Linked DNA regions of Homo sapiens: region 1 is linked to region 2. A link is a contact called in ENCODE Hi-C or POLR2A ChIA-PET data. All regions are on one chromosome and are shown on one strand. The core of a region is the stretch at or near the end of the contact, and the rest is flanking DNA. Distances in the headings are between cores, read along the strand shown.

Region 1 (2,700 bases), core at 114-2,613, 41 kb after region 2:
ATAATGACTTAGAGCATGGACTCTGAAGCCAAACTGCCTCAGTTTGAAGTCTGGTGCTAACACTTAGCTATTAAACTTGGGCAAATTATTGAATTTATCAGTACCTCAGTTTCCACATCTGAAAATAGAAATGATAATAGCAAACTGACCTCTCAGTAGTTGTAAATTAAACAGACAGGTTAATGATATAAAGTACTTTAATAAGTGACTACACATGGTAAGCCCTATAACCATTTGCTATTATTACCAAGTGTTTAGTGATACAATATAAGCCATTAAATTACCATATTACCTGGTTAGTAGATGCTATTTTTTATTATAGTGCACTGTGATAAACATTGTAAGAAATATAAATGTTCCTTGTATTTTTAGGGAAGACATGAAAGAAATTATAGCCTAGTCATAAGTGACACTCACAAGTAATCATAATAAAGATGGTATGTAATAAATATTGCAAGAAAGATCAGATATGTCCAACTGATAGTTCAGAAGAATAAGGGATCAGGAAGAAAAAAAAACTATAATAGAGACATGGCCTTCTCATCATGGCCTGGGCATGATAGCAAGACCCCATCTCTTCAAAAAATGAAGAGATATCCCCTAGGAGCATGCAATCCTAGAGGAAGGCATGGGTGTACCTTCCAGATTGGAAGGAGAGGTAATGATTGTTGAGTCAGCAATGCAAGATTAGGTAGACTATTGCTGGGTGGATTAGTGCAGGGAATGCCTTCCCTGATGAAACCAACAATGGTTGCAAAGGCATAGAAGCATGAAAGGGCAAAAAGTGTGTGTGTGTGTGCATGTTACAGAAAAAGCAAAGCAGTCAAGAGAGATGGAAGATGTGTACTTGGGGACATCACATGAGCGATGGAGACACAAAGATGAATAAGACATGAAGGAAATATTTTTGGATGATGCATGCTGGAGACTGTTTTTGTTTTTTGTGTCCTTTTGTCCTTAACTTCCTCCTTCCTTTTTTCCTTCAAAATACATTTACTGATACCTACAATGTGCTAGAGAAATATGACTTTCCTTATATCACCTGTTATATAACAGAGTTTTGTCCCATGATAAGTGATATAATAGAAATCGCCTCATATGAAACAAAGTTATGTTATATCAGAAATGTGATAAATAATTTTCCAAGTTACACCGAAACTAGGCCCCAAATAGGGCTCTTTCATTAAACTCTTTGTTCAGTTGCTTTCTCTCACTCCCATGTCCCTAAAGTACATGGATAGTAGAGAATCCTTTTTTTTTTTTTCAGTTTATGTGGGCTTAGCAAAGAGTGGGCAGGCAATAGAGACTTGCAGATCTCAACTGAATTACTGGAGAATTTAATTTTAAATGCTCTAGAAGGTTATCTTCTTCACAACTTGGTGGCAAATTCTTTCAGGAACTGAAAGTTGCATGTGTTTTAAAGGGGCATAAGCTTGTGGAGAACCTTTCTCTTTGGTTTAGCTGCATCGATATGCTGATTTTTTAAAATGCACTGAACATGCAAAAATGAGTATATTATTGACCTCAAATCAATGCCCATCACTGTTTCTATCTTATACAGTGAGCTTCTTGGCTTTTTAATATTTTCATTGTGAAGTTATTCCAATGAAGACAAAATTTTGTCAAATTTATTACCCAGGGAGCTTTCAAAATGAAGCAGAGAGACTTTGACCGAGCAATTTCACTTCTGGAATTTTATTCTACTTATGCATACTTATACATATGTGCAAAGACATATATATCTGAAAGTTTATTATTTTTTCGAAGCATTGTTTATAGGGAGAAAAAGCAGGTAACAGCCCAACTGTCCTTCAAAAGAGAACTAGTTAATTTATGATATATCCATATAATTAATATTATTCAGTCATTAAAAAGAATAATATAGATCTATGTGAGCTTATTTGGAATGATCTCCAGGACATGTTTTTAAATTAAATCACAAATACAAACAAAAGAAAGAGAGAAAGAAAAGTACAGAATAGGTATAAGGAAGATTTCCATTTGTGAGACATAAATATTTATCTGTGCTTTGTATATTTATTTAGTACACATGAATGCTATGTAGGCATGGAACATTTCTGAAAAGATCAGCAAGAAAGTACAAATAGTGATTATTTCTGGATGGGAATCTGGACTACGCAGCAGGCACACTTTTCATTGCCTGTCCTTTGTATTATGTGATTTTTACCATGCTAATATATTTTTATTAAAAATTAATTAAAGAAAGAATAACTACTGGAGATAAGCCATTTTTGGTCAATTCCATAGTGGCTAGTTAGAGGCTAAGTAATATGCAATCATGAAATTAATGCTCAAATTAATAAAACAGTATTTCCCAATCTTGATTTTATTACAAGTTCATTTCTGAGTAGTTCAAGAACTTGTAGAATTATTTTAAAGATCTCAAAATAAAAGAAAGTGGTAATCTAATTTTGAAAGGAAATATGTTTCACACAGTTTGGGAAAGAGAGAAGTATTGTTTTCAAATAGGGAGCAGTGCCTTAGTGAGTAATTTCATTTGCATTCCTGTGTATCTTTAAGCTGAGTACAAACTAAGAAAAACTGTTCTTGCAGAATACACTGTAAAATTACTTTAATCAGTAATTACTTTGACCTTTCCCTATCAAAGGTCAAAACACCGGACAGCCTGTTGCTCTTAACATCAGCTCTTCTGCGTAATATTTCTCTTTGCTCTGGAAC
Region 2 (2,700 bases), core at 160-2,659:
TCCTACAGTCAACTTCCAGTTGGACTCAGAAGTTTGAGAATTGATAAGAAAAAAATCAGCACAACAGCAAACTCAGGATATAACATGTCATATTTGCACATTAGAAATGATTAGCAGATAAAGGGTTTGTTCTTCTTGTACTCTTTCTAAAACCTTTAAACACACCTATCCAAGATGGCTATTTGCTAATTACCAAAGATCAGATTCACAGAGGAAGAGAAGTCAAAAATCATGAAATAGTTTTTAAAAACTAAAAAAAAAGAAAAAAAAGAAAAGAAAAATTCAGAGATCTTCTAAATTCTAAATTCTTATGAATTCCTAAGAGTGAAATTCAGAGACCTGGTTTTAAAAAGTTATTAATCTGTAACCTGGTATATATGTAGCCATTGCAAAAAGTCATTAATAAAAATATTCATAAAGTGAAAAGCTAAAGCAATATACACAATTTTAACTGGTTGTGACACTCGCTATGTTAAAATCAATGGATTATTCTCAGGGGTAAAAATATGCTTCCATCTGAAATCTTACAAATTTAAAATAATCTAACTAACAAGTGGTAGCTTCCAGTTATCTAGACTACAGCTTCTCAAACTTTAAAGTGACTATGAATCACCTGGGGATCTTGTTTAAACACAAATTGAGAAGGGAAAATATCAAGGTAAGATCCATCATGATTGTCCCTCTAGGTGAAGAAGCATAGGTTGCAGAAATATTAGTTGTTCATTTAACCTAAAAATTCCAACTGTAGCAATTTTCTGAAGTAGTGGAAAGCAGAACATTATAATTTTACATGAAAGTAACATTTAATGAAATAAGAAGATAGTGGTTCCTCTCACTTCTTGTTTCCATGTTTGTGACAATAAACCATTACAACTCCAGAAGTTTAAAGTCTGGTTCCTGATGAATTTAATTGCTGTGATGTCTAATTTGGTATACAAAACTTCCTTACTACTGAGTTAAGGCATGCTGTAAAGAGTTAGGGGTAACCACACTAAGCAGAAAAAAAACAAAATTACATCCCAATATCCTAATATAGATTATAGATTAAGAAAAGTACACTATTGTGAATTATTATAAAACTCATTGGATCTTTGCCACACATTATCTATCATCTGTATTTCCTAATTGAATTCAAAACAAAACAAAGAAAAACAAAATTTAAAGACCTTGCCCTGATAATAAACCTTTAAGTGCTTGGGTAGAAGTTTTATTATGTGCCCCTCATCTACTGGTTAAAGTGTTAGGGAACAGAGGAGTGGCAGAAAGTCATTTCTGCTTGCATTTATTGGTGGGTCAAATCTCATGGTGTTTTGCTGCTGTAGTTTGTTAGTTTTGATTATGTTTAAGTTCATGTTTACATTCTTGGCAGCATTTCTTCTGAGCAGGAAGTGGCATGTGGATGTATGACAAGAGACAAACACTGATGCAAAGCAAACTGCATGAAGACAGCCACATTCTGTCTCAGAGGGGGCAGCAGTAGACATACCTCAAAGATCTCAGCTAAAGGCAAAGTAGAGTTACTCTGGGTGGCTGGGCAATGCCACCAGTGGATGACTAAACTACTTGCAATTGTTATAAACTAAGAACAGCTTTCTGAACCAAGATATCTGCAGGCTGTGAGACAAAAAGCTCAGTGACAGAGTTAACCATCAGCAACCGTGAGGCACAGGTTTCAATACTGAGAAGGACAGGGTCAGACATCCAACTTCTCAGCTACCCCTGGTCAGGTAGACATCTCCCTCATCGTCATCTCTGAATGTGAAAGGTTGCTGATAGAATCTTGATTTGTGAGCTAGCCAACTCTATCTTGACAGTTTGACACAAACAAGTAATTATGATACTACATTATCTGTCAAGGGAGTCACAAACTCAGGGGCTCACATGCTCTTTCCTGCCACATCTACACCTGTGAATGACTTTTACATTACATATGAAAGATATGCATTGATTACTTATGGCATACTACAGAGTAGAGGAATTCTGAGGAGTGATTTAGGTGGATCCAGAGATTATTCATGTAACTGGTATTCCCTGCCCCCCAGGTAGAGGCACTGCATTTTAAAACATTTGTCCATCTATTTACCTTGTAAACATAGTTGTTGGCTTTTGGATTAGTAAGGAGATAGAAACCACATGCTAATTTGAACAGAGAAAGTTTAATACAATCTGGTATTAAAAGAGGATTGGAGTAACAGGAAATTGCCTAGTGGGAGTTAAGGAGAATTCTAAAGAATACAGGAGTTGTAAATACAGTATAAGGGGCAACCACTCCCCCTATGGCTGAAATAAGTGTTCAAGGAAGGGCTCTCCTCTCACCAGGGCTGAGATCCAGAGATGTCTATGGAGATGCCCTAGCTTTGACTACCTGGTAAAAAGTCATAGAAGTACTTCATTCATGGGACTTACCAGAAATCTGCCCCTGAAGTTCCAGAAGAGGCCATTCACAGCCGGGGGACAGAACCCTAGAACTAGCTAGGTGCTGAGGAAAACTGCTGGCTGCTGAGGGAATCTGGAATCACAGAGGTTGTCCCCTGCAGGAGTTTAGTGAACTTTCATGTGCCACACAGGTAACAACGGCTCTGGGCTGGCTGCCTGGGACAAAGGTTGGGCAGCTGGCTCCCTAGACACCCAGTCTTGTGGGGCCCCGAGTTTGGCATGTGTGGATCTGAGGAGAGAGTTTGGGGAGCAGTGACTTAGGTG

What was found. A loop is a pair of places that touch in the nucleus more often than their neighbours do. ChIA-PET counts read pairs that join two places held with the same protein, here RNA polymerase II (POLR2A).
Region 1: POLR2A ChIA-PET joins it to region 2 with 20 read pairs in PC-3. The contact joins two enhancer-like sites. A Hi-C loop is called at or near these places in 1 of 168 maps with a recorded cell type or tissue (GM12878). POLR2A ChIA-PET finds 5 or more read pairs at or near these places in 6 of 52 experiments (A549, A673, OCI-LY7 and 3 more).

The regions. Positions count from the first base shown.
Region 1 is chr2:165,817,713-165,820,412 of GRCh38, forward strand. No RefSeq gene overlaps it. Among named protein-coding and RNA genes, the nearest start is that of GALNT3, 25 kb to the left of the region's middle. Within about 2 kb of position 1,364, at least 2 of the 41 ENCODE cell types and tissues checked have a DNase peak (open chromatin) inside an H3K27ac peak, as active enhancers do.
Region 2 is chr2:165,776,287-165,778,986 of GRCh38, forward strand. The region is part of intron 1 of GALNT3 (polypeptide N-acetylgalactosaminyltransferase 3); the gene reads right to left. Among named protein-coding and RNA genes, the nearest start is that of GALNT3, 17 kb to the right of the region's middle. Within about 2 kb of position 1,410, at least 3 of the 41 ENCODE cell types and tissues checked have a DNase peak (open chromatin) inside an H3K27ac peak, as active enhancers do.